2 separate regions of the Mus musculus genome follow, and region 2 is linked to region 1. Evidence: chromatin loops called from intact Hi-C (ENCODE). Cell type or tissue: heart. All regions are shown on one strand. Each heading gives the region's core, and the rest is flanking DNA. Links, peaks and the distances in the headings are about the cores only. Region 1 has its middle 38 kb from the start of Rpap3. Region 2 has its middle 12 kb from the start of Tmem106c.

What was found. A loop is a pair of places that touch in the nucleus more often than their neighbours do. Peaks named below come from ENCODE experiments on the same cell type or tissue, not always from the same donor. Only the 100,000 strongest peaks of a DNase experiment are listed, where the experiment ranks them.
Region 2: it touches region 1 in a loop (3-fold over the local background); 3 of 42 quality-filtered maps call a loop at or near these places.

What each region holds. Positions count from the first base shown.
Region 1 is chr15:97,665,326-97,670,695 of GRCm38, reverse strand. No RefSeq gene overlaps it. Among named protein-coding and RNA genes, the nearest start is that of Rpap3, 38 kb to the left of the region's middle. In heart, for the core only: a CTCF peak has its summit at 3,132 (motif pointing left); a DNase peak (open chromatin) is centred at 4,115; H3K27ac peaks cover 543 bases.
Region 2 is chr15:97,949,319-97,954,688 of GRCm38, reverse strand. No RefSeq gene overlaps it. Among named protein-coding and RNA genes, the nearest start is that of Tmem106c, 12 kb to the left of the region's middle. In heart, for the core only: no CTCF peak of the experiment used is centred there; a DNase peak (open chromatin) is centred at 2,068; H3K27ac peaks cover 425 bases; H3K27me3 peaks cover 3,390 bases.

The DNA.
Region 1 (5,370 bases), core at 96-5,095:
GGAGAAAGACCCATTGTCTTCTTTCTCAGATGTTTCTTCTGTCAAAGTCTTTTTTTATTAGGAAAGTAACTAGGATCCTGGGGAACTGTCGTGGGCTAGGCTGGATTGAAGACTGTCCAGAGGCCCTGATGATAGGACGTGGGCATCCTGCCATCAGCCAATCCAGGGTTGTGCCATGCAAGGCACACTATGGATGGATGCTAGGGCCTGGGGCGGGCAAGGACAGTAATCCAGGAACTGGCACTTGGCATTTTCCTCACGTGTGTGTATGTGACTGAATGTTGCAGACACTGAGGTGTGAAATGCTTTGTTTGCCATCCCATAATGTACCTTGCCAAAGTGGAATTTGGGATATTTTGAGCACCCTATAATTCTACCATCTGACATTCTTCACCCTCTGTTTGAGGAATAAAAGAACTGTACCGTTAATAAACTTGCTGGCCTGGGTCTTCAGCCCCTCAGCCCTCCTGACCCCAGCTTTTGACTCTTTCCCTTTGTTATCTCTTTATTTTCCATCCTGCCCCTCCCCCTCGGGACTTGCTCAGAGCCACAGTGTGGCTGGTCCAGGTTCCTGGGCATGGAGAAGTTCTCACACATTTTGGTGAGCGAGGCCGCATTCAGGTTGTAGGGTGTGCTGGCTGCTTTTATGTCAGCTCGACACAGCCCAGAGTCATCAGAGAGGAGGGAGCCTCAGCTGAGAAAATGGCTCCATGGGATCCAGCTGTAGGGCATTTTCTCAATTGGTGATCAATGGGAGAGGGCCCAGTCCACTGTAGCTGGGGAAACCCCTGGGCTGAGGGGTCCTGGGTTCTATCAGAAAGCAGGCTGAGCAAGCCATGAGGAGCAAGCCAGTAAGCAGCACCCTCCATGGCCTCTGCATCAGTCCCTGCCTCCAGGTTCCTGCCCTGTGTGAGCTTGTGTCCTGGCTTCCCTTGATGATGGCCAACTATGAGAACGTGTGAGCGGAATAAACTCTTTCCTCCCCTGCTCCCTTTAGAAGCCCTAACTAAGACAAGCTAATACCAGCATAGTGGGGTTTTGCTGCGGCAGACCTGCTTTTGGAAGGACTGTAGAAGTCTCCTTTGGGAGGGGGTTTTATGATCCTGTTCTGGATTTTAGGGTCCGTCTCTGGAGCTGATGGTCTTATCACCTAATTTCTGGGACTTACAGTTTGTTCCTGGAGCTGGTGCCTTACGGCCTTTTTTTTTTTTTTTCAAAATCAGGCCTGGTCTTTAAATGTAGAGGCTTTAAGTGCATGGATTGAATGCTTATATCCACCTCAGATCTGTACATTAAAACCCCAGAGCCTCAGTGTGTAGCATTTGGAGATGGAGCCTCTGGGAGATGGATGATCTGTCACAAGGCTAGATTGATGAGACTAGTGCTCTTAGGACAGGAGAAGAGGAGAGGAGAGGAGAGGAGAGGGGAGGGGAGGGGAGGGGAGGGGAGGGGAGAGGAGGAGAGGGGAGAAGAGGGGAGGGGAGAGGAGGGGAGAGGAGAGGAGAGGAGAGAGGAGAGGAGAGGAGAGGAGAGGAGAGGAGAGGGGAGGAGGGGAGAGGAGGGAAGAGGAGAGGAGAGGAGAGGAGAGGAGGGGAGAGGGGAGGAGGGGAGGGGAGGGGAGAGGAGAGGAGAGGGGAGAGGAGGGGAGGGGAGAGGAGAGAGGAGAGTGGAGGGGAGGAGGGGAGAGGAGAGGAGAGGAGAGGAGGGGAGAGGAGAGGAGGGGAGAGGAGAGGAGGGGAGAGGAGGGGAGAGGGGAGGGGAGGGGAGGGGAGGGGAGGGGAGGGCAGGGGGAGGGGAGGGGAGGGGAGGAGAGGAGAGGAGAGGAGAGGGCTTCCTCTTCCTCTCTTGAGCTTACCCTCTCCCTCTACACTGCGGGAATGCAGCAAGATGGTTGCCTGCAGTCAGAGGGACCTGCATCAGGCATGGGGTCACAGCATCTGGGACCAGAGGAGAGGGACCCTGTAGTCTCCCCTCCCCCAGCCTGAAACCTGCTTGCTCGGGGGTGGAGCTTCCTGCTCAATCTTTCTGCCACGCCCACCGCTGGAACCTGCCGCTTTGCTACTGGACCCCGAGATTATTTGGCGGGAATTGGGCCCCCTTCCCCTGCTTCATAACTGCGTGCAGAACAGTAAAATTGAGCTTTGATCAGAATGCCTGTCTAAGCTGCATTTCTTTCTCTCGCCGCCTAGCCCCTCTTCTCTTCCAGGTTTCCAAAATGCCTTTCCAGGCTAGAACCCAGGTTGTGATCTACTGGCCAGACACAACAGGACCCTCACCAGGCACCAGATTGGAGCATTAGTGACCAATAGGACCTTCACCAGGCACGGGGTCACAGCATCTATGACCAGAGGGACCTTCACCAATCACGGGGCCCATGGTAGTATCAGTGACCAGATGGACCTTCCCCAAGCACCGCGTCTACAGTATCACGATCTTTTCTTTTCAGCCCCCAGAACAGAATGCTTGCTTCTAAGCCGCTTAATTGTTTATTATTTTTAAAGCAAACCTGAGCAAAGGCGAGTGGGGACTAGGAAGAATCTGCTCTCTGTGTGGTTATGAGGTTATGCAGAAAGTGGCTTCCACAGGGCAGTGCTTAGTTAGATATTCACGAAACAAGAGAACAATGAAGGAATCCAAATGCCGTGGAATGGGGTCTCCAGACGGAGAGCCTTTGAACGTGCACAAAGCCCTTGCCTGAACATTAAAGACCTTTTCTCATTGTTAAGGAGTATTAGTTCAATTCTCTTGTATAAGATCATGTTCAGAGAGCCACTCCTCTCAAACGTGTTTTGAACACTGAGTGAGAAAGAACACGATTTGCATTTCTGTTTCTCGGTAGAGCTCTCTTTTGTGGGTCACACCACTTCAAATGGACTTAATCATAACGTGTTATTGCTCCAACCGTGTGTTAGTCACTGGACCCGGAGCTTTGCATATAATGTTTAAACTCAGAAAATAAGAGGAGAACAGGTTGTCCTGGGGGTCATGCAGAGGCTACCACGATTTAGACGTCTATGTTCTTTCTTCTGTTTCACTCGGTGACAAAAGCTGACCTTGAGAACACAAAGACACAACAGCTAGAGTTTCCCAGGCTGGCTGTTGGCGTTCTGTTGGCATTACTGCCACCTGCTGGCCATTCAGAAAATAGCAGCACATTTTGTCCACATTTGTTAGCAACCATGAAAGTGAATTTAATTTCTTAGTAAGATGGACTGCTGAATTTGTAAGTCTTTAGTGTGTTGCATTAGTCAGAATGAATACACACACACACACACATGTGCGCGTGTGTGCGTGTGCATGTGCACGCACATGCATGTATATACATATATGTATATTGGAGTCCTGGAGGATCTGAAGAGCTGCTGGCTTTCAGTCTGTGTTGAGAACCTAAAGAAGTTGGATTGAATGCCAGCAGCAACAAGATAGATGAGCTTGCCCAGGAGAGCAAAGTTTCCTTCTTCTGTGTCCTTTATGCAGGCTGCCACCAGAATTGTAGCTCAGATTCAGGGTGGGCCTTTCTGCTTCAAATAATCTGATTAAGAAAATTCCTCATGGGCTGGAGAGATGGCTCAGCAGTTAAGAGCGCTGACTGCTCTTCCTAAGATCCTGAGTTCAAGTCCCAGCAACCACATGGTGGCTCACAACCATCTGTAATGAGATCTGACTCCCTCTTCTGGAGTGTCTGAAGGCAGCTACAGTGTACTTACATATAAATAAATAAATAAATAAATAAATAAATAAATAAATAAATATTAAAAAAAAAAAAAGAAGAAAATTCCTCACAAGAATGCCGGTAGCCTGGGTTTTGGCTGATTCTAGGTACAGTCAAGTTGACAAACAAGATTAGTATCAGATATAAATAGTAAAAATTAGGATATGACTTTTGAATGTGTTATTCAGAAAAAGGACAAAGTGAGTCCCGGGTAGGGTGGGGTGGGGGTGGACATTGGGGGCTGTGACAGAAACAGCTCGTTCTCTCATTTACACAAGAGGCATCTCACAGAGGCTGCATCCGTGTACATCCATCACGATGGTGGTACAGCTAACATCCGTGCCAGCCATGATGGCGGTACAGCTAAAAAGCCAGCACACAGAGAGGGCTGTGGGACTCACCCTGCCCTTGGGCCATAGGCAGGTCAGACAGAGAAGCTGAGTTCCTGGTGCCTTGCCCAGACAGGCGCACAGCTCGAGGCTCACGACCAGTGTCCAGTCGTGGCTAGGCTGGCACGCTGTCTGCCCACCCCAAAGTAGATGTGTATCAGGTCTTTCCAGAGACTTGGAGGGTGTTTTGAAGAAGCAAACCCCCAATATATTTCAGTACATACCTCCACCCCAACCCCCGGTTTAAAATAAACATCATAGTGGACTTTGAAAAGGAAGAAATATCCTGAAAATACAGGTGGGAAGGAGCCGGTGAAAAGGCTCCTTTTTAACGGCGCTGAAGGTGGTGCGGTTGGACAGTGGCTAAATGTCTCTGGTGACTGTCGGGCTGTTAATATGCTGGAGGGCAGTGATGGCACAAGCCTTTAATCCCAGCACTTGGGAGGCTGAGGCCGAGGAAATTCCACGTCCTTAACAATGGGAGAATCTTGAAAAGACAAAGCCCTGAAAGAGAAAGAAGGCAGGAAGTGGGTCTGACGTGCGCCAACCGAGTTTCGGGTTTTGTTTTGTTTCTTTTTTCTTTTTCGAGGCAGTGCGTACGGGAAATTTTATTTTGCCCTTACGTACACACTCTATCACGTTTCAACCTCAAAACCCCGGATAATAACCCTAACACCTCAGTCCCAAGGCTCAAAGCGGACATGGCCAAGTCAGCTCCACCTGTACAATACATGCGTGGAACCCATGTATTCCACATCGTCTCTCAGAGCGTGATTTGTCACTGCACGTCGAGGCACCAGGAGAAAGCTATCACGAATTAACTTTTCAGCACACTAACTGTTAATCAGAGAATTTGTTACAGGTCAATGAAACTAATTGACAACGACCCAAACTCAGGACTAAGGTTTTCATACTATAGTGATAGACACTGGGATTTAATTACACTCTCCTTTACATGTGCTATTATGAAACCAAAGAGTCTTAATTTCGTTAATTAAATTACACTTCATAGATCTGGTGATGATTTGAGTAAATCCAGAACTGCGCCCTTTAAACAGCTGCACTGTTAGCTTCTGGCCAGGAGGTGGCGCTGTGCTTTTCATTTAAGCCCATCGTGACGTTTCAAGCTGGTTGGTTTACCCCATAAACTCTTAAGTACATAGGTGGTACATTGTGAACTTCATCACACGACTGTCCATTGACATTACCCTACATTAAAACGTTAGAAAAAGTGAGTTATAGTAATGGGGTCATATACATTCATAAAAG
Region 2 (5,370 bases), core at 184-5,183, 280 kb before region 1:
AAGAAATTAAACTCTACCTCACACTAATCAAAGAAATCCAAAGGGCTGGCTTATTTCCTGGGAAGAGGAGACAGAACCTCACGCAAGACCCAAGCTGTAACATCTTACGATTTTCTAGCTAGTTGACCAAGGGGACAGCTAGCAGATCTACAAATGTGAACTATACCCAGGGCAAGGGAGGTGCCGCCACTATGTGGGGCTTGGCAGAGGGGCCAGGGCTTAGCTTTAGGACCTTTCATTGCTGGCAATGAGGACCAAACTCTCTAAGGAGAATTGTGAGCAAACTAATCACGTGACTTTAAAGGCTGTCCCTTCCTCTCCTTCTAGATGATAGTCAGGATTCCCCGGTGTGCAGGGCTTCACAGCTGGCACTCTGGGGTAAGGTGTGGAAAAAAAAAAAGGCTGCCTGCATTGGTGAATTTTGGGGACTGTGCCTGAGGGCCAGAGGCAGGCTCCCTGGATTTCACCTCTCCAGAGAGGGAAAAAAAGCCAGGCATTTGGCTAGCTAATTTTACTAGTAAGTATTTCCTATCCCAGAATTCCTTTTCTCACTGTCAGGGGCAAACACAGTACTAGAAGCCCATCTGAGAGTCACCCAAAATGTACAGTGAACCCTTAATGTGTTGACTTCTGTCCAGGATAGTGAACTTCCAGGCTCAGTCAGCAAAGCTCTTGCCGACCCCCCCCCCCCCAACTCCGACCACCTTTTCCTGAGAGCAGCCAGGCAAACTGGATACACTCTGAGAAAGTGGACAGAGGAGGAGGAGGAGGCAGTGGCAAACCCAGGAGTGTGACGAGGCGTGCAGAAGCTCGAGCAGTAACTAGAGATGAAGGGCAGTGACGCACTGTGGGAGGGTTTTGTAAAGGAGAGTCCCTGTCTCATCCTCAGGTGTCCTCCACCGCTTCGTTCCACAGTGTGCGGTGGCTATCGGCTCCTTTGCATCCTCTGCCTAGGCCCTGGACAAGTGTCAGAGCCTTCTTGGCTGGATAATCTCTGACGTGACTAACTGTGCTAATTTAGTGGGCATTATGGGTCAGGCGCTGAGACAGGCGCTCCAACATGTCATCTTGTTCCATCTTCCCTGGGTGGCCTCTCCCCATCTAACAGACATGTGCGCCTGGTTCCCAGAGTGATGGGGCCACTCCGGCACACACGATTGTCATATAAGGACCACAGCATCTCCAGCATGTTTTCAGTCCCTTCCCCTTTGTCCAGTGGGTCTGGTGGTCTAGTCTTGTGTCCTTTTGTAACAAGGAAGTCTCATCACCTCCTCCTTCTCCATATGAGGCGGGGCCTTTGGTGGCCCCTCCCACCCCCAGTGTGAATCCAAATCCTACAGAGCCTGAGGTGGTTTCCTCCCACTCTGTCCTCTTCCCACTCACCACATGCTCCAACCACACAGCTTCCTGAACATGCCTGGGGCCAAATATTCTCTCCTCCAGGTCACCCTACCTCACCTCAACTGCCTAATTTCCCTATAGACCCCACACCCCAATGTTCTTTACACAGCTGTCAAAGCACAGCCCCTGTGGTTGACCAAATGTACCCCCTGCCCTCTTCCACACACATGCATGCTCACAATCTGCACATGCGCACACAGAGAGCACACACAGAAACACTCCCACTGTGCTCACACCAGGCACTGCCCAGTTAAGTGTTGCTGTTGTGACGTCGGGTCTGTCTGTGTTGGACCCTGTCCCTCTAGCTCCCGTGTCACTTGGTTAGCCAGCCAGGCTGTGTGTCCTGTTGGACTGGAAACTCTTTGAGGTCAGAGATGATTCCCAGAAGAGCCTGCCAGAGAATAGGACTGGGTAAGTCAGCGCTCATTGAGAGAGAGAGAGAGAGAGAGAGAGAGAGAGAACCTTGGAACACGGACAGTGACACACTTAAACACGGTGTCCCCATCACATGTCATGTTCCTGGGACCCACTGAACAGTAATTGAATGAAAGGTAGCCAAATCGAGAAGAGACGGGACTGAGGGCAGAGGGCAGTCCTGGAAGATTGATTGGACTCAAGACTGCCGCGCAAAGGAGCATACGCCATTCCTTGTTTCATCCACCAGAGGGCGCAGGAGGCTAGCAGACAGCGCCTCGTCTCAAGATGCAGACTGAGTACCCCTCCTCAGAAGGGTTTGGGGAAGCGGCACAGTGAGGGCGAGGAAGCCCACACAACACAGACTTTCCTGCAGCAGCGGGCCAGGGGCTGGCCTGATCTGTTCTGGCACAGTGGGGCAGGAAGGGATTTTGGTGCCTCTGGCAAAGTCACCTTGCAATAGGTAGATTCTTGAAGCCAGAGGCTACCGCTGAGATCTAGTCAGTCCAGGACTGGGAAAGGGCTTGAATTCCTTTACCCATGAGGTCATGAGCCATGGAGAGGTTATTTGCACAAAGCTTGGTAGGAGCCCACACACACACCTTGAGCTAGTTAAGGCCAACCCTGCCTGGGAGCCCTGACTCTCATTCTGAGCCTTGTGTTCGGCCCTGGGACCCAGTGGGGCACAGCACAATCCTTGCCCCCCAGGCAACAGACAGAACTCTGCCAGTGTTAGAATTGCAGGTTCAAGAGCTTGGAGACCCAAACATGAGTGCTGGCCCAGAAAACCCCAGCAGCTGCCAGGCCCTCACTGTCCTTAACCCTTTCCATGCCTCAGTAGGCTCTTGGGGAGCCCTGCTGAAATCATAAAGTAAGTTAACCCACAGAAGCCTTTTAGGGCCGTGCCTGTCATTCGGTGGACATTAAATAAAGGTCAATTATTTTTACTCTGCCAAGTCTTGGCCAACAGGTCCTTAGAAGCTTTCGTCTAAAGGTACCACATGGAGCTAACAGGTTAGTGTCTTGACATTTCTGCCATCGTTTTGGTGTTCGTCTTGGACATCCATTTAGCAGGGCGTTTGTGGCTAGCTCTCAGGTGTGCAAAAGGACACTGTTCATCCCGTGCTCCCGGAGCGTTTGGATCTGAAAGGGTTTGTGTCCAGAGGTGCTAGGGACCTCAGAAAGGTCACAGAGAAAGAAGAGGAAGGCAGAGAGGGAAAGTTTCTAACCCCCTGGCCCAGGATACCCTCCCAAGTCCTGAGGCTTAGAGCTGTGTGGCTAGTCTGCTGGCCCAACCATCCTAAACGAGACAAGTTGAGGCTGTAGGAGATGAAAAGAGCCCAGGACACCAGAGGTAGGGTTAAATGCCAGGGCTGTACTGCCATGGCTGGGTACCACCTGCCTGAGCATCTTTCTCAGATGAGTATCACGTATGGGTTCCGCACAGCTGGGAGGATTTCTCATGCTGGATGCCAGACATCGGATGATAGCCCTATGGGTTCCGTCTCTGCTTCATCTCTCTAAATCTGCCTGTGAGCAGAGGGTCAAAAGGCTCACTGTGTTTCCAGATGTGGCTGTTGTTTTCTCTACAAAATTCTAGGGAATGCTGCTGACCCTCTCCCAGGAACCATCTCACTCTGAAATCTCAGGCTGTTTATCCAGGAGGCTCTCAGTCTGTGCAGGGGTTGGGGTCAGGATTGGAGATAGCAAAACCTAAGGATGTTCCTGTCCCTTATGTGAAACGGTGTGGCCACTGCAAATAGCCCACGCAGATCCCGCGTGCATGTAACTATCTCTATATTATATGGTATATAATATATAATGAAATATAAGTGATTGTTCTACTGTATTGTTTGGGAAATAATAACAAGAACTTTGTTTCAAATGTGATCGGTCCTCACAAGGTTTTGCTCCTGTGTTGTGCATTGGTGTCCATGCACATGGGTGGGTGTGTTCGTGAATGACGGAGGGAGAAGTTGGTGTCTTTCTCCATCATTCTCCCAGGTCATCTTTAGAGATAGAGTCTCCATTGAACTTGTAGCTCACTGATTGGCTGGGCTGGCTGGCCAGTGAGCTCCAAGGGTTTGCCTGTCTCTGCCACACTAGGGGTTAAAATGAACCATTATGTTTAGAAGTGCCTAGGCCAGGGTCTCCTGGGCATGCCATCGTTAAAGGGTCTGCAACTCAGCCTAACTTTCTTGTTAAGCTCATTATTTTTTTATTCAGGTGGCTTGTCCTCCTTGGTCTGATCACAGGGCCTGGTACTGGATGGCATCTTTACTGGCTAATTGTGGAAGTAGGGATGGTTCTCTTGTCCTCTGCCCTGGCCTGGGTGCTTCCTGCACAGCCCTACAGGACGCCTGTCTCCAAGGCAGAGGCTGGTCCTCCCACAGACAGCCGAAGCCCATATGTAACTTTCCTTGGCAGCTCCCACGTTCCAGACTAACTTTAGGGTTTGTTTCCAGCTGCGGTTAGGTTTTTCTGTTTGAGAAATATTTTAAGCAGCTGGTGGGGAAGGGATGGAGAGGTGGGGAGGGAAAATAAATGAGCGTGTGAAAGGAAGATTGTCTGCATGGCTTGAGCTGCCCCTGCCCACAGCTCGGTCTCTGGTGGCAAAGGGAAGGGACGCTGGTGGCTTCAACGGCCGGGAGAAAGACTCTGTGCCCTCGGCAAGCACTTTGTAGGAATGCTTTCACCAAGGGCTTGAATCTTGAGTGTGTGAGAAATTAACACACAGGAGAAAGGTAGATGAGACTGAGGTTAGACACCAGGAAGAACTTCCGACTGTCAGAATAGAGTCCTCAAACCACGGGTATTTTACCCAAGACACTGTCTTTCTTTAGAACCCAACTTCCTTCTCTACCTGCATTCTGTAAAGGTCCAGACAGCCCCCTCTCCAGCCCTGCTCCTCATGCACCTTATAACATAAGACTTCCCCTTCTTCCCCATCCTCCTGCCCTCAGGCCCATCTGCTTCCTCTTCCCTCTTTACCCTGCTCTCCACTGCAGCCCTGAACTCTGGGGTTGTCTGAGGAGACCTCAGTCACTTCTCAGAGGCAGACTTCCTGAGCAGCCAAGGACCTGGATCAGAAGCCTTGGCCACTCTACAGGAAGAGGGTAGGCCCACTGCCCTTTGATGGCTCGGATGGATGGCAGAGACAGAGCCCCACAGAAAACCCAGGACGGGAGAGAAATTAAATCAGAGTTAAACAGAAGCCGAGTCAGAGAGAAACCGAGGGAAAGTCAGCCGTGGAGGAGGGAGTGGACAGTCACCAAGCAGGCCCTGGCTGGCCCACATGGACATTCCTGTGGCCTCTGATGGCAGGGTGGGCTCAGCCCTGAGGGCTCCCTGGTGCCAGTGTGGGGCCCCCAGCATGGGGGCTTGGGCCGGGGTGGTAGGAGGGCCTGCCCTCCACAACTTGGTTCTTCGAGCGGTGCCTCCACTTGGCCGGGGAGAGCCTGTTGGCCAGGGTGTAGCCTTTATGCAGGCCTAGCTTAGAAGCTGTGAGAAGCTGTGAATGGTGAGAGCTCCTCACAGTCTAGGGGAACCTAGTAA